Regions from separate parts of the Mus musculus genome. Here region 1 is linked to region 2. The links are chromatin loops, found by intact Hi-C in ENCODE. Cell type or tissue: left cerebral cortex. All regions are shown on one strand. Each heading gives the region's core, and the rest is flanking DNA. Links, peaks and the distances in the headings are about the cores only.

The links. A loop is a pair of places that touch in the nucleus more often than their neighbours do. Peaks named below come from ENCODE experiments on the same cell type or tissue, not always from the same donor. Only the 100,000 strongest peaks of a DNase experiment are listed, where the experiment ranks them.
Region 1: it touches region 2 in a loop (14-fold over the local background); 26 of 42 quality-filtered maps call a loop at or near these places.

What each region holds. Positions count from the first base shown.
Region 1 is chr12:113,959,460-113,967,803 of GRCm38, forward strand. It overlaps Igh and Ighv3-1. Among named protein-coding and RNA genes, the nearest start is that of Adam6a, 420 kb to the left of the region's middle. In left cerebral cortex, for the core only: no CTCF peak of the experiment used is centred there; no DNase peak of the experiment used is centred there.
Region 2 is chr12:114,030,215-114,038,558 of GRCm38, forward strand. It overlaps Igh and the pseudogene Ighv3-2. Among named protein-coding and RNA genes, the nearest start is that of Mir7094-1, 440 kb to the right of the region's middle. In left cerebral cortex, for the core only: no CTCF peak of the experiment used is centred there; a DNase peak (open chromatin) is centred at 4,961.

The sequences.
Region 1 (8,344 bases), core at 158-8,157, 71 kb before region 2:
CAGACACTATTGCATGTGCCAGCAAGATTTTGCTGACAGGACCCTGATATAGCTGTCTCTTGTGAGGCTATGCCAGTGCCTGGCAAATACAGAAGTGGATGCTCACAGTTATCTATTGGATGTAACCCAGAGCCCCTATTGAAGAAGCTAGAGAAAGTACCCAAGGAGCTGAAAGGGTCTGTAACCCTATAGGAGGAACAACAATATGAACTATACAGTACACTGCTGATCTTATGTCTCTAGTTGCATATGTAGCAGAGAATGGCTTAGTAGGCCATCAATGGTAGGAGAGGCTTTTGGTCTTGCGAAGATTATATGTCTCAGTACAGGGGAATGCCAGGGTTAGGAAGTGGGATTGGGTGGGTCCACAGACCCTCTGGGTCCCTGGTCTGTGTGGAACAAGATCACTTAGGCAGATGGGCAAAGAGTAGGATGTAGTGACAGACAGCCAAACACGCAAGAGTGGTGTTGGATCTGAATGTAATGTTCTGGTTGAGCTTCAGACTTATATTATAACGAATTATCAGAAGATACAAATCACAAAAAGACAAGATACACTGAGATTCACCAGTTACAGCAGAAAGGAATTTACAGGGACTAATTAAATGTTTACATTAGGGACAACAAGAACTGCCTAGGATCAGCCTAATGCCAGGCAAGAATTTCACACTTTAGGGTTAATAGCATCAGGGGGTTGTTAACTCTTGACAGGCCTTAAGAGTAATGTGTTATTACGGAGCTCTAAATTCTTAGGTCTAGTAAAACTTATCCTGTCTGGAGAGTTCCCCCTTATCAGGGTAGTATATCAACTTGCTCTTGACATGGAATGTAGCCTGTAGTAAAAGATTTCTATCTCAGTGAGACTTTTAGTCTCTTTCTGCAGACAGCTGAGTTAATGGCTAGTGCTTTATTGTTTTATGGTAGTGCTTAATTAGTTACAGAATAGGTTAAACTCCTTGCTGCTAACTGGAATCTAAGAACTCTGGGAAAGGCTTTAGCTATGTTAGAATACAATCTTAAAAGGCATTACAATAAGGTAATATATTATAGAGTGCATGTGGATCCATACACTAGAATAATGTGGATTTGGAAAATTAATTTCATGGGTTAGGGGAATAGCCAAAGATCCAGTAATAAGTTTCCTTGAAACTCTTTCCTCATGAAAAAGCTTTCAGAATTTCATCTGTCAAGCTGACTCCACTAAAGTCTGTGGCAGGTGGGTTGGAGGAGGAGGTAGAGGGTAGGGTATAGGGGACTTTGGGGATAGTATTCTGAACTGAAATTGAAGAAAATATCTAATAAAATTTTTTTATAAAAACACCCTATACTCCAGAGAACCAAATGACACTATTGAAAATGGGGTGCAGAGCTAAAAAGATTTCTCAACTGAGGATTCTCCAGTGGCTGAAAAGCACCTAAAGAAATGTTCAATATCCTTCATCATCAGGGAAATCCAAGTGAAAAGAACCCTTTGATTCCATCTCACACCAGTCAGAATGGCTAAGATCAAAAACTGAAATGACATCAGATGCTGGCAAAGATGTAGAGAAAGAGGAGCATTCCTCCATTGCTGGTGGGATTGCAAGCTGTTACAACCATGCTGGAATTCAGTCTGGCAGCTCCTAAGGAAATTGGACATAGTACTAACTGAGGAGCCAGGTATACTACTTCTAAGCATATACCCAGAAGATTTTTCCAGCATAAATCAAAGACACATTCTTCACTATATTAATAGCTGCCTTGTCTATGATAGCCAGAACCTGGAAATAACTAAGATGTCCCTCAACAAAGGAATGCATATAGAAAAATGTGGAACATTTACACAACGGAATACTACTCAGCTATTAGGGGACTTTCAGGGTAGCATTTGAAATGCAAATGAAGAAAATATCTAATAAAATAATCAGCTTCCAAACGCTGACACCATTGCATACACTAGCAACATTTTGCTAAAAGGACCCAGATATGGCTGTCTTTTGTGAGACTATGCCGGGGTCTGGCAAACACAGAAGTGGATGCTCACAGTCAGCTATTGGATGGATCACAGGGCCCCCAATGGAGGAGCTAGGGAAAATACTCAAGGAGCTGAAGGGATCTGAAATCCTATAGGTGGAACAACAATATAAACTAACTATTACCCCCCCCCCCGGAGCTCATGTCTCTGGATGCATATGAATCAGAAGATGGCCTAGTCAGTCATCAGTGGAAAGAGAGGCCCATTGGTTGTGCAAACTTTATATGCCTCAGTACAGGGGAATGCCAGTGCCAAGAAGTGGGAGTGGGTGGGTAGGGGAGTGGGTGGGGGAGCATGTGGGGAATTTTGGGATAGCATTGGAAATGTAATTGAAATAAATACCCAATAAAAATATGGAAAAAAAAAGAAACAACGACTTCATGAAATTCACAGGCAAATGGATGGAACTAGAAAATATCATCCAGAGTGAGGTACCCCAGTCACAAAAGAGCACACATGGTATGTACTCACTGATAAGTGGATATTAGGATAACAGCTTGGTATACCATCTATAATCCTCACAAAACTTATGAAGCTCAAGTGAAGGAAGACCAAAGTGTGTATGCTTCACTCCTACTCAGAAGGGGGGGGTAATCAGAGGAGGTAGAGGAAGTGAGGGATTTGAGAGGGAGAAAGAAAGGGGAAGGGAAAGGGGGCAGGATCTAATAGAAGTCTGAGGCCACATGAACTGGGTTCCTGAATGGGAGGCTGGAGCTGTAAAGGAGGGAACAGCGAGAGAAGTAAAGAGACCAAGACAAATTTCTGATCATGGCCCGATGTTTACTAGCAGTCTGTGCTTATAAAGTGGGGAAGCCCATCTTCAGCCACGCCATGCTTCTTGATGCTTCCTTGCTAAGTTGTTAGCACTAGTCTGTCAGAGCTGTTCGCATTCAGTCGCCAATTCCACAGGTTTTTCAGCCATCTCAGGGATATCTCAGGTAGACAGGTTCAGCCTCTCAGAGGTAGTGGCATCTTGGAGAAGAGCAGCAGCAAGTGACAGAACAATAGAACCATCTAGGTCAGAAGGCTCCACCCCAGGTAGTCTCATTCACAGTGGCAGCAAGGTCTGAATCAGCCTGCTTCAAGGCTGGGGAAGGCTAAAAGGATCCAGTGTGGAAGGTGACAGGGGAGAAGGACAGAAGGTCAGAAAATTGAACAAAGATGTGTAGCAGTGGGAAATGGCAAACTGGGGGTAGCCATCAGGAAGTCACAGATTCCAGGAAAGCAAGAGTCTCCCAGGATCTAATGGTGATGGTGTCAGCTGAAATAGTCAACAAAGAGAGAGAACCTGTAGATACCAAATCCAGAGGTTAGGCATGTCTAATGGAAATAAAGTGTGGAACAGAGATTTAAGAAAATGGCATACAGAAACTGTCCCACTTGGGGATCCATCTCATATGCATTTACCAAACCCACACAGTATTGGTGATGTCAAGAAGCTCTTGCAGAGAGGAGACTGGGATGGCTGTCTCCTGGAAGACTCTGCCAGAGCCTGACCAAATCAGATGTGAATGCTTGAAGTCAACCATCAGACTGATCAAGGGAAGCCAATATAGGAAATTAGGGAAAGGGCTGAAGGAGTTGAAGGGGTTTATACCCCACAGGAAGAACAATATCAACCAACCAGGGCCCCTAGAATTTCCAAGTACTAAACCACCACCAAAGAGTACACATGAAGGGGACCCATGACTCCATCTGCATATGTAGCAGAGGATGGACTTATTTGGCACGAATGAGAGGGCCGACCCTTGGTCCTGTGAAGGCTCAGTTCCTCTCCATAGGGAAACACTAAGGTGGTGAGGCAGAAGAGGGTGTGGGGGAACACCCTTATAGAAGCCGGATGAGTGGCAGATGGAATAGAGAACAATAAAAATAATTTTTAAAAAAGTTTAGAGTTTCTCCCTGGGCATTCTTGCTAAGGTCTGGATAATTAACCTTTGTTCTGTCAGTAGTATTGACCCCCCAAATCACCCATTCCTATCACTGGGCCTCTCTGCTATTTGCATGATGCCCTATCACCAATACTTTCATCAGCTGCTGCCTTCAAGAGAGAGAAAGAGAGAACTTGTGCTGGGCAGGCTCCCTGTACATTTGTCTTTTTCTAGGTTTCTATAAAGGCATTTTGTAGATAGTCTTTAGTGGATTTTATCACCTTCATAATGTTGCATTTAAAAAAAATTTGCTTGTACTTCAGCTGTGTTGGAATATGCTATACTTGTATAGCTGGGCTCGAGTGTTACCATATTGCCCTGATTGTTTTTAATGTTGTTCTTGTACTTGTCTCTAGTCATTTGGCTATGGGATAATTTTAGAAGTTTAGGTGCAAGTTTCTGATTTTTTTCTTTGACAAATGAGTTTTTTTTTAAGGTTTCTCGTTCTGCTTTAGTGTTTTTGAGCTGCCTGTTTTCTAGTGGCCAGAGTATCTTCAGATCTAATAAGGATTTGGGGTTTTTGTTGCCCAAGTGACCTCTGGGGCTCTCAAGTTCCCTCAGGGTTTCTGGGATTCAGAAAAATGCCATGGTCACTGGGGTTCTGGATACCAATGTGTCTTCAGGGGTTCTGGTTTGGTTTTTGGGGTTTCTAGTAATGATTTGTCCTCCACGAGGCCATCAGACTTCAGCTGGGTTTTGAGCTGGGATTTGGAGGCTCTGGAAGGTGCTCCCATTGAAGAATTTTGGGTATAACATAAGGAGTTTTATTGGGCTGTGCACATTATATTGACTGAAATTATTAGCACCAATGTTTCTTACTGTATACCTGGAGTCTGGTGCCAGAGTTTTGGGCAACAATTTTTTTTTTACCTACTTTAAAGTAGATTTCCCATTATTGGTGTATGCTCCATGCCCCCTGTTGGTGCAGTGCTGCTCTGCAAGGAGGTTTTTGTCTGGGCTCACAGTGAAGACTCCACACTGTGTCTCTTGCACAGTAATATGTGGCTGTGTCCTCAGTAGTCACAGAATTCAACTTCAGGAAGAAATGGTTCTTAGATGTGTCATGAGTGATGGAGATTCGACTTTTGAGGGATGGGTTGTAGTTAGTGCTACCACTGTAGCTTATGTAGCCCATCCACTCCAGTTTGTTTCCTGGAAAATGTCGGATCCAGTGCCAGTCATAACCACTGGTGATGGAGTAGCCAGTGACAGTGCAGGTGAGGGAAAGTGACTGAGAAGGTTTCACCATGCCAGGTCCTGACTCCTGAAGCTGCACATCAGACAGGATACCTTCAGAAAGAAGATTCAATTCTGTTAATCACACATTTAAAAAACACATCATGGACACATGTATGAAATGTCAACACTCACCAGGAAAGGCTGTGAACAGCCACAAAAGAATCAGCACGCTCATCTTTTAGGCTACACCCCCTTATCTTCAGAGATCAGCCTCCAGTGAGAGCAATGTGACCACTACATCCAAGGAGGGGATTTAACATAGAGCTAGAAGATGCATTTGCATATAGGAACCAGCCTTGCCTTCATAATTGTCGAGGTGGCTACTGACTGCACTTGGTTATTAAATTAGATCATCACTATCCCTGTTTTCCTATACTGAGAGTATGGCATAAGAAAGAATGAGGATAATAGCAATTATAGCAAACACATCAAGATATGGTCCTACCATCTCGTCCTAGACCAACCTCCGCACAGACACATTTTTGGTCCTGTGTTTTTAATGTCTCAGGTCAGTGCCAACTTTTTTTTTCACACTTGAATTCCTGTTTTCTTGCTTTCTTTTTTAAAATTTAATTTTATTTGTAATTCTTTTGTTTACACTCCATATTCCATTCCCACCCCTCCACATCCACCCTCTGATTGCTCCACATCCCACATCTCCTCCCAGCCCCACCCTGTCTCCACTTGGATGCCCCCACCCCCCACCCCACCTGACCTCTAAACTCCCTGGGGCCTCCAGTCTCTTGAGGGTTAGGTGAATCATCTCTGAATGAACACAAACCTGAAGGTTTTCTGCAGTATGTGTGTTGGGGGCCTCGTATCAGCTGGTTATGCTGTCTGTTTGGTGGTCCAGTGTTTGAAAGATCTCAGGGGTTCAGATTAATTAGGACTGCATGTTCTCCTTCAGAATCTCCCTTCTCCTCAGCTCCTTTCTGCTTTCCCTAATTCAACACCAGGGGTCATTGCTTGGGTGAAAATAACTGCATCTGATTCTTTCAGCTGCTTGTTGGGTCTTTTGGAGTGCAGTCATGATAGATCCCTTTTTGTGAGCATTCCATAGCCTCAGTAATAGTGTGAATGGGCTCGGGGGGCAGTAAGGGTTAGAGCAGAACCTGGTCTGATATTGGGTGAGGGAAAATGACTGAAGCCCTGAAGGTCAGCAGAAAGAATATAAACAGGCAGTCTCAGGAAATAGAAAATTGGGGTGACCCTCCCCCCAGAATGCACCAGAGACCTGGGAGGTGAGAGTTTCCAAGGAATCATAGGGAGGGACCTTTGTTGAAATGTCCCATAGAAGGGAGAGGGAACTTTTGGAAACCACCTCCAGTAGGAAGACAGGGCATCAAGTCAGGGATTGGGCTGCCATCCCACAGTCATATCTCTGATCCATAATTGGTCCTGTCTGAAAAAAATTACAGAGATGGAAATGGAGAGGATCCTGAGGAAAAGAAGGTCCAGCAATAGGCCCAAAGTGGGATCCAGTTCAAGGGAAGGTCCCAAGGCCCCACACTATTACTGAGGCTATAGAATGCTCACAAAACTTTTTCTTGCTTTCTTATTAGTAAGTCCACTCTGTTACTAGTTTTCTTCTCTCTTCCCACTCATAATATGCATTCCCATCTTTCCTAAATCGTACACGGTCTTATTGTTGTTGCACAGATGATCTGGTAGTATATTTCCAGTAGAGAGTCCTGACAATTCAGATTACACTTGTAATTTTACCTTTTGGGAGACCATTCAGACAAAAATCCAAAAGTACTACCACAGGTTAAATCAATCATGCATTATGTTTCTGCTTTCACCAATTACTCATTAGCATTTTGTGTCATTTGTTTCCTTAATAAATGTCATTGGCTTGGATTAGATGAAATTTCAAACTACTCTCTTAATTTACATTTTCATGATAGATCAACATTTTGAAAACATGTGAATATATTTGGTATTCTTTTTTATGCTCTTTTACATTTTACAAAGAAACTGCAATTTTTCAAAATATCTCTGCTATCTGCCCATCGAATCAATCCATGATCGGCGTTTCAAAGCACGAGTGTATAATTCAGTGGGTTATGCAGACAAATCAGTCAATATCACATTGTGCGTTTTTTATCTAATCTTACTTTATATCAAGGATGGAATGTTCTCTCTCTCTCTGATTTATTACAGTCCGTCAGCTCCAACTATCTGCTGGAGCATTTTGCAATGCTCTATCAATTTTTCTGAGGGTCAGAGCAACATAAGCACAGATTTAGGAGCATTGCAATGACTGTGTAGTATGGGAAGGGCTGGAATCTTCCTGATTATAATGTGGTCCTTTAAAAATCCCAGCTCAGTAGAATCCTGACAAAATATCTCGTTTTGGAAAGGATACTGTATGATGAAGCTCCCATGGTTTACACCAATGGACTGTCTCTATATTACCTTAACAACAGAATGATAATCTCTGGGTCTTTGTCTAGTTATAAAATACCTGAGCCAATAGATTTTATAATCCCCCTACTTGCACCTCTGTCATTTATCATAGTGTGCATGAGATCCACCCCACCAAAAGAGAAATGACAGACTGTTAAAATGAGCAAGGAGAAGTAAAATTAAATTTATGAGGGAAACACCAGCACACACAGGTAAACTGCCACCTTCACACTGCTTTGTCTCCTGAAAGATGAGAGCTCCTATCCTTGTCCATTGTAGGAAGTACATCTAGCTCATCAATGAGACTACCTACTAGTGTGTCATTAAACATCCTAAATTTATTTTATTTTGATAAACTCCTTTGGTGGACATTTTCCTAATGTGTGTATGGGTCTTTATAGAAAATGAAGGCAATCAAAGCTATTAGCAGATCTGTGAAGAAAGTGAGAGCTTTATTCATCTACGTTCAAAGTAGTGTTTTTGGAATTTGTAATTGTTTCCTTAATTTCAGCACCAAAGGCAGCATTTTAACAGTCAGCTTTCACATATTTCTAAATATACACATATTCCTAACAACATTTGAGACACACGTTGCCTAATTTTTTTCTACTTTTGTATTCCTTCAGTTACTCCCTATTTATGCTAGAATGGTGCAATGGGAATATCTGTTTAATCACATAACTAAAGGAATGCTAAAAGCATGTGAGTCAGGAGTGAAAGATGCATTCCCTTCAGCCTGAGCAGTTAAGCT
Region 2 (8,344 bases), core at 10-8,009:
AACCAAATGACCCTATTGAAAATGGGGTGCAGAGCTAAGAAGAATTCTCAACTGAGGATTCTCTAGTGGCCGAAAAGCACCTAAAGAAATGTTCAACACCCTTCATCATCATGGAAATCCAAGTGAAAACAACCCTTTGATTCCATCTCACACCAGTCAGAATGGCTAAGATCAAAAACTCAAATGACATCAGATGCTGGCAAAGATGTAGAGAAAGAGGAGCATTCCTCCATTGCTGGTGGGATTGCAAGCTGATACAACCATGCTGGAATTCAGTCTGGCAGCTCCTAAGGAAATTGGACATAGTACTAACTGAGGAGCCAGGTATACTACTTCTAAGCATATACCCAGAAGATTTTCCAACATAAATCAAGGATACATTCTTCACTATATTAATAGCTGCCTTATCTATGATAGCCAGAACCTGGAAATACCTAAGATATCCCTTAACAAAGGAATGCATATAGAAAAATATGGAACATTTACACAATGGAGTACTAATCAGCTATTAGAGGACTTTCAGGGTAGCATTTGAAATGCAAATGAAGAAAATATCTAATAAAATAATGAGCTTCCAAATGCTGACACCATTGCATACACTAGCAAGACTTTGCTAAAAGGACCCAGATATGGCTGTCTCTTGTGAGACTATGCCGGGACCTGGCAAACACAGAAGTGGATGCTCACAGTCAGCTATTGGATGGATCACAAGGCCCCCAATGGAGGAGCTAGGGAAAGTACTCAAGGAGCCGAAGGGATCTGCAATCCTATAGGTGGAACAACAATATGAACTAACCAATACCCCTCCTGGAGCTTGTGTCTCTATCTGCATATGAATCAGAAGATGGCCTAGTTGGCCATCAGTGGAAAGAGAGGCCCATTGGTCGTGCAAACTTTATATGCCTCAGTACAGGGGAACGCCAGGGCCAAGAAGTGGGAGTGGGTGGGTAGGGGAGTGGGTGGGGGAGCGTGTGGGGGACTTTTGTGATAGCATTGGAAATGTAATTGAAATAAATAGCCAATAAAAATATGGAAAAAAAAGAAACAACGACTTCATGAAATTCACAGGCAAATGGATGGAACTAGAAAATATCATCCAGAGTGAGGTACCCCAGTCACAAAAGAACACACATGGTATGTACTCACTGAGAAGTGGATATTAGGATAACAGCTTGGCATACCAACAATAATCCTCACAAACCTTATGAAGCTCAAGTGAAGAAAGACCAAAGTTTGTATGCTTCACTCCTACTGAGAAGTGGGGAAATAATAAGAGGAGGTAGAGGAAGTGAGGGATTTGAGAGGGAGAAAGAAAGGGGAAGGAAAAGGGGGCAGGATCTGTAGCCATCTGAGGCCACATGAACTGGGTTCCTGAATGGGAGGCTGGAGCTGTAAAGGAGGGAACAGCGAGAGAAGGAAAGAGACCAAGACAAATTTCTGATCATGGCCAGATGTGTACTAGCAGTCTGTGCTTATAAAGTGGGGAAGCCCATCTTCAGCCACACCAGGCTTCTTGATGCTTCCTTGCTAAGTTGTTAGCACTAGTCTGACAGAGCTGTTAGCATTCGGTCGCCAATTCCACAGGTTGTCAGCTATCTCAGGGATATTTCAGGTAGTCAGGTTCAGCCTCTCAGAGGTAGTGACATCTTGGAGAAGAGCAGCAGCAAGTGACAGAACAATAGAACCATCTATGTCAGAAGGCTCCACCCCAGGTGGTCTCATTCACAGTGGCAGCAAGGTCTGAATCAGCCTGCTTCAAGGCTGGGGGAGGCTAAAAGGAACCAGTGTGGAAGGTGACAGGGGAGAAGGACAGAAGGTCAGAAAATTGAACAAAGGTGTGTAGCAGTGGGAAATGGCAAACTGGGGGTAGCCATCAGGATGTCACAGATTCCAGGAAAGCAAGAGTCTCCCAGGATCTAATGGGGATGGTGTCAGCTGAAATAGTCAACAAAGAGAGAGAACCTGTAGATACCATATCCAGAGGTTAGGCATGTCTAAAGGAAATAAAGTGTGGAACAGAGATTTAAGGAAATGACATACAGAAACTGTCCCACTTGGGGATCCATCTCATATGCATTTACCAGACCCACACAGTATTGGTGATGTCAAGAAGCTCTTGCAGACAGGAGACTGGGATGGCTGTCTCCTGGAAGACTCTGCCAGAGCCTGACCAAATCAGATGTGGATGCTTGAAGTCAACCATCAGATTGATCAAGGGAACCCAATATAGGAAATTAGGGAAAGGGCTGAAGGAGTTGAAGGGGTTTATACCCCACAGGAAGAACAATATCAACCAACCAGGGCCCCTAGAATTTCCAAGTACTAAACCACCACCAAAGAGTACACATGAAGGGGACCCATGACTCCATCTGCATATGTATCAGAGGATGGACTTATCTGGCACTAATGAGAGGGCCGACCCTTGATCCTGTGAAGGCTCAGTTCCTCTCCATAGGGAAACACTAAGGTGGTAAGGCAGAAGAGGGTGTGGGGGAACACCCTTATAGAAGCAGGATGAGTGGCAGATGGAATAGGGAACAATAAAAATAATTAAAAAAAAAGAGTTTGGAGTTTCTCCCTGGGCATTCTTGCTAAGGTCTGGATAATTAATCTTTGTTCTGTCAGTAGTATTGACCCCCCAAATCACCCATTCCTATCACTGGGCCTCTCTGCTATTTGCATGATGCCATATCACCAATGCTTTCATCAGCTGCTGCCTTCAAGAGAGAGAAAGAGAGAACTTGTGCTGGGCAGGCTTCCTGTACATTTGTCTTTTTTCTAGGTTTCTATAAAGGCATTATGTAGATAGTCCTTAGTGGATTTTATCACCTTCATAATGTTGCATTTAAAAAATTTGCTTGTACTTCAGCTGTGTTGGAATATGCTATAGTTGGATAGCTGGGCTCCAGTGTTACCATATTGCCCTGATTGTTTTTAATGGTGTTCTTATACTTGCCTCTAGTCATTTGGCTATGGGATAATTTTAGAAGTTTAGTTGCAAGTTTCTGATTTTTTTCTTTGACAAATGAGTTTTTTTTCAAGGTTTCTCTTTCTGCTTTAGTGTTTTTGAGCTGCCTGTTTTCTAGTGGCCAGAGTATCTTCAGATCTAATAAGGATTTGGGGTTTTTGTGGCTCGAGTGACCTCTGGGGCTCTCAAGTTCCCTCAGGGTTTCTGGGATTGAGAAAAATGCCATGGTCACTGGGGTTCTGGATACCAATGTGTCTTCAGGGGTTCTGGTTTGGTTTTTGGGGTTTCTAGTAATGATTTGTCCTCTATGAGGCCGTCAGACTTCAGCTGGGTTTTGAGCTGGGATTTGGAAGCTCTGGAAGATGCTCCCATTGAAGAATTCTGGGTATAACATAAGGAGTTTTATTGGGCTGTGCACATTATATTGACTGAAATTATTAGCACCAATGTTTCTTACTGTATACCTGGAGTCTGGTGCCAGAGTTTTGGGCAACAATTTTTTTTTACCTACTTTAAAGTAGATTTCCCATTATTGGTGTATGCTCCATGCCCCCTGTTGGTGCAGTGCTGCTCTGCAAGGAGGTTTTTGTCTGGGCTCACAGTGAAGACTCCACACTGTGTCTCTTGCACAGTAATATGTGGCTGTGTCCTCAGTAGTCACAGAATTCAATTCCAGGGAGAACTGGTTCTTGGATGTGTCTCGAGTGATAGAGATTCGACTTTTGAGAGATGGGTTGTAGTACTTGCTACACTGTAGCTTATGTAGCCCATCCACTCCAGTTTGTTTCCTGGAAACTGCCGGATCCAGTTCCAGTCATAACCACTGGTGATGGAGTAGCCAGTGACAGTGCAGGTGAGGGAAAGTGACTGAGAAGGTTTCACCAGGCCAGGTCCTGACTCCTGAAGCTGCACATCAGACAGGATACCTTCAGAGAAGAAGATTCAATTCTGTTAATGACACATTTAAAAAATACATCATGGACACATGTATGAAATGTCAACACTCACCAGGAAAGGCTGTGAACAGCCACAAAAGAATCAGCACGCTCATCTTTTAGGCTACACCCCCTTATCTTCAGAAATCAGCCTCCAGTGAGAGCAATGTGACCCCTACATCCAAGGAGGGGATTTAACATAGAGCTAGAAGATGCATTTGCATGTAGGAACCAGCCTTGCCTTCATAATTGGCGAGGTGGCTACTGACTGCACTTGGTTATTAAATTAGATCATCACTATCCCTGTTTTCCTATAGTGAGAGTATGGCATAAGAAAGAATGAGGATAATAGCAATTATAGGAAACACATCTAGATATGATCCTGCCATCTCTTCCTAGACCAACCTTTTGGTCCTGTGTTTTTAATGTCTTAGGTCAGTGCCAACTTATTTTTTCACACTTGGATTCCTATTTTCTTGCTTTATTTTTTTAAATTTAATTTTATTTGTAATTCTTTTTTTTACACTCCATATTCCATTCCCACCCCTCCACATCCACCCTCTGATTGCTCCACATCCCACATCTCCTCCCAGCCCCACACTGTCTCCACGTGGATGCCAACACCCCCCACCCCACCTGACCTCTAAACTCCCTGGGGCCTCCAGTCTCTTGAGGGTTAGGTGAATCATCTCTGAATGAACACAAACCTGAAGGTTTTCTGCAGTATGTGTGTTGGGGGCCTCATATCAGCTGGTAATGCTGTCAGTTTGGTGGTCTAGTGTTTGAAAGATCTCAGGGGTTCAGATTAATTAGGACTGCATGCTCTCCTTCAGAATCTCCCTTCTCCTCAGCTCCTTTCTGCTTTCCCTAATTGAACACCAGGGGTCAGCTGCTTCTGTCCATTGCTTGGGTGAAAATAACTGCATCTGATTCTTTCAGCTGCTTGTTGGGTCTTTTGGAGTGCAGTCATGATAGATCCCATTTTGTGAACATTCCATAGCCTCAGTAATAGTGTGAATGGGGTCAGGGGGCAGTAAGGGTTAGAGCGGAACCTGGTCTGATATTGGGTGAGGGAAAATGACTGAAGCCCTGAAGGCCAGCAGAAAGAATATAAACAGGCAGTCTCAGGAAATAGAAAATTGGGGTGACCCTCCCCCTCAGAATGCACCAGAGACCTGGGAGGTGAGAGACTCCAAGGAATCATAGGGAGGGACCTTTGAAGAAATGCTCCACAGAAGGGAGAGTGAACTTATAGAAACCACCTCCAGTATGAAGACAGGGCATCATGTCAGGGATGGGATTGACATCCCACAGTCATATCTCTGATCCATAATTGTTCCTGTCTGAAAAAAATTACAGAGATGGAAATGGAGAGGATCCTGAGGAAAAGAAGGTCCAGCAATAGGCCCAAAGTGGGATCCAGCTCAAGGGAAGGTCCCAAGGCCCCAAACTATTACTGAGGCTATAGAACGCTCACAAAACTTTTTCTTGCTTTCTTATTAGTAAGTCCACTCTGTTACTAGTTTTCTTCTCTCTTCCCACTCATAATATGCATTCCCATCTTTCCTAAATCATGGTACACTGTCTTATTGTTGTTGCACCGATGATCTGGTAGTATATTTCCAGTAGAGAGTCCTGGCAATTCAGATTACATTTGTAATTTTACCTTTTGGGAGACCATACAGACAAAAATCCAAAAGTACTACCACAGGTTAAACCAATCATGCATTATGTTTCTGCTTTCACCAATTACTCATTAGCATTTTGTGTCATTTGTTTCCTTAATAAATGTCATTGGCTTGGATTAGATGAAATTTCAAACTACTCTCTTAATTTACATTTTCATGATAGATCAACATTTTGAAAACATGTAAATATATGTAGTATTCTTTTTTATGCTCTTTTACATTTTACAAAGAAACTGCAATTTTTCAAAATATCTGCCCATTGAATCAATCCATGATCGGCGTTTCAAAGGACGAGTGTATAATTCAGTGGGTTATGTAGACAAATCAGTCAATATCATATTGTGCCTTTTTATCTAATCTTACTTTATATCAAGGATGGAATGTTCTCTCTCTCTCTGATTTATTACAGTCCGTCAGCTCTGACTATCTGCTGGAGCATTTTGCAATGCTCTATCAATTTTTCTGAGGGTCAGAGCAACATAAGCACAGATTTAGGAACATTGCAATGACTGTGTAGTATGGGAAGGGCTGGAATCTTCCTGATTATAATGTGCTCCTTTAAAAATCCCAGCTCAGTAGAATTCTGACAAGATATCTCGTTTTGGAAAGGATACTGTATGATGAAGCTCCCATGGTTTACAGCAATGGATTGTCTCTATATTATCTTAACAACAGAATGATAATCTCTGGGTCTTTGTCTAGTTATAAAATACCTGAGCCAATAGATTTTATAATCCCCCTACTTGCACCTCTGTCATTTATCATAGTGTGCATGAGATCCACCCTACCAAAAGAGAAATGACAGACTATTAAAATGAGCAAGGAGAAGTAGAATTAAATTTAGGAGGGAAAACCAGCACACACAGGTAATCTCCCACCTTCACACTGCTTTGTCTCCTGAAAGATGAGAGCTCCTATCCTTGTCCACTGTAGGAAGTACATCTAGCTCATCAATGAGACTACCTACTAGTGTGTCATTAAACATCCTAAATTTATTTTATTTTGAAAAACTCCTTTGATGGACATTTTCCTAATGTGTGTATGGGTCTTTATAGAAAATGAAGGCATTCAAAGGTATTAGCAGATCTGTGAAGAAAGTGAGAGCTTTATTCATCTACGTTCAAAGTAGTGTTTCTGGAATTTGTAATTGTTTCCTTAATTTCAGCACCAAAGGCAGCATTTTAACAGTCAGCTTTCACATATTTCAAAATATACACATATTCCTAACAACATTTGAGACACACGTTGCCTAAATTTTTTCTACTTTTGTATTCCTTCAGTTACTCCCTATTTATGCTAGAATGGTGCAATGGGAATATCTGTTTAATCACATAACTAAAGGAATGCCAAAAGCATGTGATTCAGGAGTGAAAGATGCATTCCCTTCAGCCTGAGCAGTTAAGCTGTGGCGTGCAGCACATGTAATTGAGAACAAGTCTCTCCTATTTAAACCCAGAGTATGACCTGACCATTAGACATTGCAGAGGAGAAAGTGTACTCCCATGACAAGAACAATGTCCTATCCTTATAGGATGCACTGTAGGTTCAATGCATACAGGGTGAGTATCTCCCTCTTTCACAGATGACAGATCTCAGTCACAGAGGAAGGCAGAATACAACTGAATTGTTTGTGGAATTTAACATTAGTTATATTATATTCGACAATACTATTTCCAAACAAATATTCTTAGCATATTATACCTTGGGATGTATTTTTCAGCCCTTTACTGAAGGCCTCATAATGACCCCTGACCTGGATTATTCCAAGTGTTTCTGGAATCCCTGGCATGAGTTTCAATCATCAGAGAAATTTGGTAACACCTCCCTGCAACTTCATTTGTTTTTACAAATAATTGTTAGTCTCATGCAGCCTCATCATGAGATCGTGGTGCCCGCAGGGGAGTCTTATCTGCCTTGTTAATGCTATGAGTTTTTTTTTTTTCTGAACAGAATATATCCTGTATTTAAACATGTCCATCAGAATTAAAGACAAATTTATTTGAAACCAATCAGGCAGAATATTTTTACCCTTCCCAATCCTACTCTACTTCTGTTGACCTGAACCTCCTTGTGAGCCCATGTCCTCTGCTGGCCATGAGCACATTTTGGAGAGTATTGTGTCAGACCTCACAATTTACTTTCCTCACTGTATCTCTCACACAGTAACACATGGCAGTGTCCTCACTTCTTAGATTTGTTTATTTGTAGATACAATAAGCTCTTAGAATTGTTCCTGTAGATGGCAAATCTATCCTTCACAGACTCTGCATAGTTTTTACACTCCACTATTATTTTATATCTGCTGACCCACTCTAGCCCCTTCCCTGGGGCTTGGTGAATCCAGTGCATCACTGAAGGTGGATCCAGTCGCTTCAGAAGAGAATTTAATGAACACTCCAGGCTATAACAAGCTGCCTTCAGATTCTACAAGTGGTATCTCATATAGTATGCCTGAAAAACAGAGAGAATCATAGTCAGAAAATTGTTGCATATATTCACTGTCCATCTTATGCATGTCCTCTTACACAGAGTCTCTTTTCTGTTCATTAACTTTTAAAAAGCAACAAGTAAAACATAATAAATAATAATAATACTACTAATAATAAAATAATCCCCAACTCCATGGTGAGTAGACTATTTTCAGTGATAGTCACTAAAAAGGAAGATTTGGCTGGAATCCAGGGCTCAGCTTTTTTGCCACAGGTGAGACTCAGCACTGTGCTGGTTTTGATAAGTAACAGAAGCCCCTATTT